2 separate regions of the Homo sapiens genome follow, and region 1 is linked to region 2. A link is a loop called in an ENCODE intact Hi-C map of the cell type or tissue named here. Cell type or tissue: spleen. All regions are shown on one strand. Links, peaks and the distances in the headings refer to the core of each region. The heading gives the core; the rest is flanking DNA. Region 1 overlaps SEMA3D (semaphorin 3D). Region 2 overlaps SEMA3D (semaphorin 3D).

Evidence for each region. Hi-C counts contacts between places; a loop is a spot of excess contacts. Peaks named below come from ENCODE experiments on the same cell type or tissue, not always from the same donor. Only the 100,000 strongest peaks of a DNase experiment are listed, where the experiment ranks them.
Region 1: a loop joins it to region 2, with 14 times the contacts of the local background. A loop is called at or near these places in 2 of 110 quality-filtered maps.

What each region holds. Positions count from the first base shown.
Region 1 is chr7:85,136,756-85,142,154 of GRCh38, reverse strand. The region is part of intron 2 of SEMA3D (semaphorin 3D); the gene reads left to right. Among named protein-coding and RNA genes, the nearest start is that of SEMA3D, 48 kb to the left of the region's middle. In spleen, for the core only: no CTCF peak of the experiment used is centred there; no DNase peak of the experiment used is centred there; H3K27ac peaks cover 299 bases.
Region 2 is chr7:85,058,844-85,064,242 of GRCh38, reverse strand. All of the region lies in intron 8 of SEMA3D (semaphorin 3D), which reads left to right. Among named protein-coding and RNA genes, the nearest start is that of SEMA3D, 130 kb to the left of the region's middle. In spleen, for the core only: no CTCF peak of the experiment used is centred there; no DNase peak of the experiment used is centred there; H3K27ac peaks cover 2,498 bases.

The DNA of each region.
Region 1 (5,399 bases), core at 117-5,116, 78 kb before region 2:
TCAGCAATGTTGATATATGTCAATAATTGCTTAGAAATTTTAATACATCAAAACTAAAATGCATTGCCAACTTCTGTATAGTTCACAGAAACTTGGTTTTTTTTTTTCTCTTACCTTCTATTTTGCTGGCTATTAAATTTAAATAGTACCTTGATGCATTAAAGATTTGGTTAATGCATTTTTTAACTCTTTTTCCTATTCTCTTTTTTTGAGTGCAAAGTGCATTGCACACATCATAAATTAATACTGAGAAATCTAAATTTACTCCAAGAAGGTCTTTCAGTGAAGGCTTTATAAACTGGGCCCTTGTTTATTCTGTGTGTGGCCACTTTGGTTATTAGTAGGGGTTACACTGACCGCCTTTTCCCAGATTTATGAGACTTGGCAAAAACCTTGAGAAAACAGAGCCCAGTTTCTCTCAATAGAAAACATTATTAGATACTAAATAAACATTAATTTAGGTAAACTGGTACTATTCAGCCCAAAAGGAACATGTTCTTATTTAGATTTGCTCTGATGGGTGAAAGAATATGTGCCAGAAATGATTTATAGAGATCACAAAGAAGGGAACTTAAGTAATTTAAATTTCAGTAATAGTTAAGACTATCCTTAGAAAGACTTTGTGGTCATTCATGTAGGGCAGTGATCCTGTGCTAGGGAGGACATGCATCATGTCCTTCTTCCAGTGGAGAAAGATCAAGACACCAATCTTTTTTTTAAATATTAGCACAGAATCCCCAATAGTACAATGATTAATTTTCTCTGGATTCCAATAAAAACTGAGAAATAGGGCATACTGTGCAGTTAGTTGACATATGGTTTTGAAATAAATTATTAAGTTTTTGACAATGTTAAAATTCCTGAAGAGGTTAAAGCATTTTAAAAGGAATAACTTGAACTTGTCCCTCTTCAACAAGTTAATGTCATGAAAAATAAGAGAGGGGGTTAATATGTGTGCTATATTAAAAATGATAGTGCTGCAACTAGTTATAATGTGCTTAGAATTAGACGTCAAATTGGACAAATCACCTATAAAAACAGTTTTGAAACATCTCTGAAATTTTTAATGTGAACTGAATATTAAATAAAATGAAAACATAGTGATGAGTAAAGTGGAAACAATTAACTCATTAGTAGTTTATAAACTAGATTATTGATATAATCTCATTGTTGTAAAATACATTTATGTATATGCATAGAAAATAGGGAAAAATAAAGAAGATTTTAACAGTGATCATCTCTAACTGAGGTGTTGATAGGAAGATGGTGTTTTGATTTTCTTTTTGTATACCTACCATTTTTTTAATGGTAGAATGTGAAAAACTACTTTTATAATAATCACAGTCTATTATTAATGGAATAATTAAGCAGCAGCAAAATATACATTAATTCATTCATTATTAGGCCAATCCCCAGGGAAACCAGAAGAAACTTGTATTAAATAGATTTATCTCTTAATAATGACTCCTTAACAGAAGCACTTAATAATGTGTTCGTGTCTTGCAGGTTGTAGGCTATAGATTATAGGGAGTAAATAATATGATTATTATATATAGAGATATATAGATATAGATATAGATAAAACTCTGCTATAAAATGTTGGACAGAAATTTGTGCTGATGTTTGAAGTGACTATGATCAACAGTGTCTCAATTTTTCTTTTTAATGTAAGTGATCCTGTACATATCAGAACAGTAAGTCACCTTAAATCCCATCATCACTAGTCCCTTCATTTAAAGATGAGAAAACTGTAATTCACAAAAATAGAATAATTTACCAACATCTACTGGCTGGATGTAAACCAGACCTTAACTTATATGATTTCTAATGCCGTGCATTTTCACTCTGTCACAATCAAAGTTTTGCATATTTGAGGAAAAGAGAAAATGCAGAAGTCTTATTTAATAAATGAATTATTATTTTATATTGAGTAAAATAAAACATTTTTATTGATGTTAAAAAACATTAAATAAATGCTCTTATAAACTTAATTTTTTAATATTAGTAAATATGCTAATATATAAACATTTTGAAAATTATATGATAATAGTAGTCTGCAGTAATATATTGTTAATATATTAATGTAATTAATAGTAGCATGTGTAATAATTAATGACAGCATGCAACAAGTTTATCTAATTTAACTTGTTTTGATCACTTTTTCTGTGGTTATAATAGTTTACAATGTTGCCCTCTACTCAGGGAGGTAAAAGGTGTTTATTAGGTGTGTTTGTTGTGTGCTGAGAATAGTTGTTTATTCTGCAACAGCACTGTAAATAACAGTATTTATCATTTGTCTAATTCTTTGATAGAGAAATAGAATGTACATCTTAATATAGTCACAAAAAGAAGAAAATACAATAGTATTTCATAAGTTTTAAAATGGTTATTTTTTCTCACTTCAATATCTCTGAAATCAATGGCATCCTACAACCAATGCCATGTCATAGTTAAAATTGACAAGATTGTTTTCTTAGTGAGACATAAAATAATGAAGTATATTAAAATGACATCTTAGGTTAGATTAAATGTTATAATAAATAATATTTATTCACTTCTTTAGAAACATTTTCATTATAAGTTCAAAAGCATTGTTCTTAAAGAATAGCATTCATCTGTAGTCCCTTTGTGAAAAAGACAGAAATATTATTACATGGATTTCAGGATGCTATAAATCTTAACTTAAAAGCATTTGCTGATATAAAATGATGTTTTCATTGTGAAGATAAAATAGTATATATAAATGTATATATCTATTTGAATAACGATATTTTTGCTACATTGCATAACTCTTTAGTACTGTTTAAATCTAATAATCAGTGCTCAGATCTTACTTTATTGACATATTAGTAACATTTAACCCAGTGGCTCTGCTGATCACTTTATCTTCCTCTGATTTCTGATTCCTGTGAAGATTTCACAGGAATCCAGAGTCTTACATATTTCTCATTGTCCTTCTCCACAAGTAGATTTTACCAGTCTCAGTTGCTGGTTCAGCCTCATCTCTCTGACCTTTGAATAATGGAGTGTGCCAGGGATCAGTCCTTGCACCTATTTTTTCCTCTATCTGAATTTCTTCCCTTGGCAATCTCACCTCTCATAAATGCCACCCTTATACTTATGACTGCCAAAATTATACATTTATCTTTGACTACTGCCTTCACCTTTTGACTTTAATTCAGCTGCCTTCTCAATGTTGCCAGGTGAACGTCCAATAGAAAGCCAGAGCATATCCAAAACCAAATCTTGATCTTCCAGCAACCTCCAAAATGGGAGTTGAACAATGAGAACATATGGACAGGGGGGAATATCACACATCGGGGCCTGTCAGCAGGTAGGGGGCAGGGGAGGGATAGCATTAGGAGAAATACCTAATGTAGATGACGGGTTGATGGTACAGCAAACCACCATGGCACGTGTATACCTATGTAACCCACCTGCACATTCTGCACAAGTATCCTAGAACTTAAATTATATATATTTAATTTAATATATATATTAAATTAAATATATATAATTTAATTTATATATTATAAATTATATATTATAAAAGGGAGGCACAAAATGGAAAGAAAGGGGTGAAAGGTATTCATGTTAATACACATGTAATATAATTATGATATTTGAGTTATGTAAATGTTTTATATAATCAAAAAGCAAAACAAAAAAATAAGAAAAAAAGCTTAAAGTACACAAAAATTAGCCAGGCATGGTGGTGCACACCTGTAATCCCAGCTGCTCTAGAGGCTGAGACGTGAGAATCCCTTGAACCGGGGAGGCAGAGGTTGCAGTGAGCAGAGATCGTGCCACTGTACTCCAGCCAGGGTGATAGAGTGAGACTGTCTCAAAAAATAACAATAAAATTATGAATTAAAAAAGAATATCAGTTATTGCTCTTATAAAATTTACAGAACATTTTATTCCTAAAATTAATTAATTGTTTAATGAGTCAGAACAGCAGATAACTATTATGTTTCCTCTGTATAATTGTTTGACTTCTTATCTGTCTACTAAACATTTATTATGCTTTTACTTTGAGCCCATTCAGCTTCTATGGGCTATCTGAAGTAGATTTAAGAGAGTATACATTTTCTGTGCCTAAGCATCTTTCCAAATTTTTTGGAGAGGTAAGAGGCATGTAAAATTCAGGCCATATGCAAGAAAATTTGACTGTAAGTCGATGTAGTTGAGAAAAATCTGCTGTAGTTACCCTGGTAGAAAGTGTGTGAGTGTGTTGACCTCGAACTTACCCAGAAATGTTTTTTGGATAAGGTTGGATCAGGACAGCAGAACATCACACAGAGGAAGAAGGAAATGAATATAATTTAGATGGGATGTGTTCATTGACTATTTTGCCTGGAACAGGGAGTGCACATTGAGGAATAAGGAAAGTAATTTGTGTAGTTAAAGAAGGGATTTGGATACCAACCTAGGGAGTTTATATTTCAAATTAGAGATGGCATTATGAAAGCAAACATTTGAAGAAAACAAGCACAGAAAACAAATTATCCATTTCCAGGATTGAAGTCTATGGGTCAAGTCCAGAATACCAATTGTAGCAACCCAGGCATTCAATCAGAGGAACTCGGTGCTACATTAGTGGCATGAAAATGGAGTAGAAAAATTAATCGTAGGTAAAAAATAGCGTGTACATTATTAAAGGTATCATTAATACTGATGACAACTTTGATAAAGAGCAGATATTCCCTTGCCATATCCCTGTAGTGTCTGTGTTATGTGTGTGAGTATATATGAGATTTATATATATACACACACACACCCCTATGTATGTACCATATATATGTCTTATATATCATATCCTGTATATACCCTATGTATATACTATATATGTCATATCTATGTCATATATATACATCACATATATACACATCATATATGCCTTTTATGTATATCATATATACCATATGTAATACATGTTACTTCTCTATTTGATAAAAATAAATTATAATATCTGAAATCAGAGTTTCTCATATCTGACTCTGCTGTAAATAAGATTTAATAACATTGATCCCTGAAAAAGTAAAACTGAATTAAGTCAAAAAGGTTAATCTCTTTTTAAAGAAAAAAGTCTATGTATGTTGTTAATCATTTAAAAAATATTCATAGACACTTTGCTTGGCTAAAACTACATAAGTCACATTCCTGTTATATTGATGACATATCAACATACTAAATTTACATTAAAAAACCCTGACCCTGAGTGGCTAATTGAATTCCTGAAAATAAGATGTCCAGGACTACAGTCATGTCTTTAGACCCTTAACTCAGAGCACTTTCCGCTAAAGCATGGTGGATCCCTGTTCATGTTCCCTTTGCATTCTTTATCAAAGAGTAACTGGAAAATCTGACACTTATATAAAACATCAGAATTGAATTGT
Region 2 (5,399 bases), core at 197-5,196:
ATTTGAGTAAAAAGATATTTTTATGGCTTAAAATGAAGTATAAGATTGTATCTCTGTCTTGGGATGGCAAATATCATGTTTCTCCTCTTCTAAAAGACAGTAGTATTTTTTCCATTACTGTAACATATTCATTAATAAGTCAGCAGCATTGTCAATACAATAAATGTAGGAAATATGCATTCAATTATTATTTGCCTAGATATGCTATTTTTAGTACTGTATGAAGAAGATTAGAGATTAGGAAGCCTTTGAATTGGTTTAACAATTTCCTTAATAAACAACTTCTGAGACCCTATTGCCTACTGGGTGCTATTCTACCCTTGTGGCCTGCATAGATAGATAGGGGAGGGTCACCGACCTCAGGGATGATGAACGCCTTGCTCAGCCTGAAGCATAAAGCGGGAGTAGGAGACAAGGCTACAAAGCTGTAAATATTATCTTGAAACCATGATGGCTTACTTTTTAATCAAGGAGTCAGAATTTTGTTTTTCTAAAGGTAACTTACAAAAACAATAGCATGTTTTTTAATAGCATGAATGGAAGACTAAAGAAGGACGAGGACAGAGAGACAAGAGGCCACTGCATGAAAATAGGGAAATGAGAAAGGGACAGCAACAAAAGTAGTGGAAGTATATGAGAATATACTGCAAAGAATATTTGAGAGAGAATATACTGTTTTGTAAATAGAAGAATCCAAGGACATGAGACAGAGCTCAAGAGATTTGTATGCTGGGAAAACTTTGCAATTAAAGAAGCCAGTAGAATAAAATAAATTGAAGGTAGGAGAAAAGACAAATGGTAGAGGAAGTCTCAATTGACTGACTTCAAGCAAATAATTATGATGCAGAAAAACTGACTTTTATGGTTCTAGGAGATTCAAGGCAGACTGCTTAGCAGTTAAAAGCCAGGGTGATAATATGACCTACTTTGCCCAGGACATTTTCAGTTTGCTCCTGTTCTTTTACTCTTAAAAGTGTCCCTGTTTAGACTAAAATTGATTCTGTGGAACTTATTTATTTGTGCTTAATTCCTGAATGGTGACTTTGGTCAAACTTTAATGTCCATTCAAATTCTTTGTCTGTAAATATGGAATCTATTAACAATAGAATCTATTCACAGGGCGTTATAAGGATAAAATTAAATCATATCGGGAAGTCTATTAGAAGACAATTTTAAGAGCTGAATTAGCATCAATATCATCATGATCATTATTAGGTATCATGTGGTACCATGAAGGTAGCAGTGGGAGGTAGAAGTGAGGCTAAAACCTGAATGCTGTGTGATTCTCTACTATCTCTTTAGCATTTTGTATTATTGACTGCCTTTTCATTCTCTCCCTCTACACTTCATAATTCTGTGAGCTCATCCATCCGAATAGTTTCAACTGTTTCCTGTGTTCCAGTGTTTCCTAAAATTGTATTTCCAACCTTTTCCTGTAACTAAGTGGCCTCAAAAATAATTTATTTGGATGACTTCCATTTTTATTCTAGATTAAAAGAAAAAAGATTATTGTTTTATATAAAAATCAAGATATGTAAGCCTTAGTTTTGATTGTGCTGTTAAATTGCTTTAAGGTTGTTACAAGTGGTTTAATGACCCTTTGTTTTAATTGGATTTAAAGTCTAAAATCTTGTGAATGTTATAGATCTTGTTTCTTCTTTCAAACCTGTCCTTCAATATCCATTTTCTGATTTTTATCTATTTTAACTTTCCTAACTTCATCCACCCAGTTACCTTGGAGTTATCTTTGATTCCTTCCTCTTCTTCCTCTCCTTTATCTAATCTATTTCTAAGAGCTTTTACTTCCTTGAAAATATCTGTTGACCTTGTTCTTTCTATGGTTACCATTTTCCTATAGGTCTTCATTACCTCATCTCTGGTTTATTGCCACCATTTTATTGTTTACTAACTGATCTCCCCATCTCTCATCTCTTCCCATTCAAAATTATTTTATATAATATCCATGCTAGTCCTATCTTTGGCACTTTTAAAGTGCTATTTTATTGACTGTTATAAACCTGAGAGAATTACTATTTACATTTTACATTTGATGATATATTTGATGTCAGATAATAGTTCATAGTTAAACAGCTAGCGGAGGTGAGATTGAAGCTCGAATATGTGTATCTCGCCCCTGATATTGTATCATTTCCATTGTATAATACAGTTCATCGGCTCAAAATCTGCTCTTTTGATGGCATGTCCCCTGCTCTTTGCAGCCTCACTACAAACTGGGACATATGGACATGCCATGTAGGGCAACAGCAAATCAAGGATGTGGGTCTGGTAGCAGGAAGCAGGGACAGATAGAGAAGATGGAGTTCCGCAAGCAATGAGGGAGACCTAGGCAGTCTGGCTGGAGCCAGGGAAAGCAGGGAAAGTGCAAGCAGCCATTCAGATATTTGCTGAGGGAAAGGCAGGCCAGAGCTAGAAGAGCACAATGCTTCAGGAGATTCAGTCATTCAGGAGTTCCCCAGTCCACAGAAACTAGGGCAGAGTAAGGGGAGAAATTGTAGAAATGATGATATTCTTATAATGAAGAGGGATCTGATGGACTAAGACAAAATATTGGCTTGCTCAGAGAACATTTCTGTCCTTTATGAGAAATGGGCGATTTTCCAGATACAGTCAGCCTATGGTCCAAAGTCAATGGAGTCATCTGTCTGGAGTCAGGAGTGGGAGGGGAGAGAATACAGATGAACTGCGACAAGTGAGTATTTAACTGTTAAGATGCAGATTCTAAAGAGTTATCATTTTTCATATGATGCTACATGAATCTTTTATAAATCCATTTTTATCACCGAAGCACTTAGGGGGTTTAAAATTCTTGATACAGGTGTGCATGGCATATTATGTTCTGTGCCCCACTTGGCATTAACCAGAGTGAGATCAGCTAACCACTTAACAGTGCAAGGATCCTTCTCAGAATTTTTCTAGGACTGTTTAATCCAGTTTAGACTTAAAAAGTAGGAATCCTGATTCCTTCCTTAAGATACTAATCCATCTAGCAAATACCTTACGAGGAGGATACAAAATGGCAAAGATGAAATTTTTTCATCTTTGAGGCAGTTTTCATTTGAAGTTGTAAAAAGTGTTTTTTTTACAGTATTTTTATGGGCATTTCTAAATGAAGTCTTTGATGGTTCCACACTTTGATTTATCAACTTAATCTTAAAACATATAGGAAATAGGAATATAGATGCAAACTAGGGTGTTTACTCAAATGCAGTTGAGCTTTTGTTACAATTTTAGGATAAAACTAAGAAGTGTGACCACTTGGAAGATGAAAGCGAACAATAACGCCTCAGATGCATGCAGATGTTTTTGTTTTCTTTCTTGGAATAGATGAGAACTTTTGTTTTAAATTTTCTTTTCTAACATATGGAGACAGTTTTCATTTGAAGTTTCTCTTGGGATGATCTGTTGTCTGTAAACTCTCCTTCCACATGAAAGGAGAACATCAAAAAATGATAATAGGAAAATGAGACTATAAGAAGTAATAAAAGGAAGTTAGGAACTTACTATCTATTAAATAATGCTAGTGTGCTCATCTGGGTGAAAAGAGTTTCATAGGGAGAAAGGGAAGTAGTGTGTGCTGCAGGCCACATGAGTTTATGCCATGTTCTTTTGGCAGTGCCTCTTGGTGTCATGCTAGAAGTTCATCTGAAAATGCATGATTTCAAGCTGCATTCCTACTGGGGCATGTACTCAAGTGCCAAATGGAGAAAATGTGCTATAATAAAGCCCAGGTGCCTAATGGTATAATTTTAAGTTGTTTAATTGATCAAGTATGCACTGATTAAATGATACCTATTTTTACCCAAATTTGGCAGTAAATCAGGGAAGAGTTTCTGTCATAAAATACTAACATCAGAGTTCTAAGACCGGACCTCAACAGAATCTGCAAGAAATAAACTCTGTGCTTGCAACTTGTATTTATTTTTAACTCTCAAGTATGCTTACTATTTAAATCACAGAATAAAGCACTACTTGACACTAACTCTTTTTCTCATAATTAAATTTCTTTATACAACAAACATTTAGCTTTAACACCTCCAGTATTCCCTTGCAAAACATTTTTTACAGTACTTGCAAGAGAGCCAATATTTAAGAGAGAGTTCAATAAAATCAATAATGACTGAATAAACAGAATAAGACTGTCTATGGCATATATCAGTTGAAAGGTAAAATAAATATCACTTGGAAAAATATCCATGCTCTTTCCTCCTCCCACCTCATTGATGTCATACTGAAATTTCTGAAATGTAGACTAGTATCATAGCCTACCTATTGGCCATTTCAAATAGCCATACCTGTCAACACTTGGATGATGTTTTTCATATCTGAAGTGGGTTTTCCTATGCATTTCTGCATTATGACAATGAATTGCCATATTTATTTATACCCCTTTTACACTTCTTTTATCATTATGTTCTATTTTATTATTCTGCTCTTTTTTCTTTTAATTAAACTCTGTAAACAAGTGAACAACAATCAGCTCATGGAACCCCTTCTCCCATTTGAGTGATTGAGGAAAGCTTTATAAGCAACTCTCTCCTTCATATTGGTATTCCTTTTAACTGTTCTGCTTTTCGGTTTCGAATCACTGAGTTCTCATTTTCTCTCTAGAGAGAAGATTCTCTACACTTTGTACCACTATGTTATTTTTTAAATTATAAATTCAATTCAATCATTTTGTAGGTTTGACAGGACACTGAAATTTCAAGGGACATCATGCTGCATGTGTAAGTTCTACATTAATTATATGCAAGTGCTACAATAAATTCTACTCATGTTAATACCGATGTAATCCCACATATTTGTGAAGATAAGGAAATCCAATCATTTCCTATAATTTCTGCATAGTTTCAGTTTTATACATTTTTCCCATTCAAATTACTTAAGAATTTATTATTAATTCCCCACGCCCCCATATATACATACATAGAACTATATTATTGACCTTGAGTTAATGAGTCTAAATGTATCTTTTTCCCATCCCGTATATAGATAGGGTTTTATTTATTTTTGTATTTGTATATGTTTAAAATACACATGGCAGTTCAGCTAGAGAATTCCATCCAGTTTGGCAGCACTGGATTTAAGCATCTGTAAATTCAAAAAGTTCTAAAGATTATTATTCATCCCTGGTCTGTGTTTGTGGGAGCCCACTGTTGGTTGTTTTTCTCTGTTCATTGTTGTAATATCAAGTCAGTGGAAAAATCATGGCTATGCATTCTCTTTAGCCATGTCTTGACCATTTGTCAATATTTCCTTAATCCAGATCATACTTGGTTTGATATAGAGTGTCAGTTCTTATTCATTCTTTTATTATTTAATTCAAATAGTTTTCTTTTTTTTTGCACTAAATTCCTTGAATATAATAGTAATGAAATACA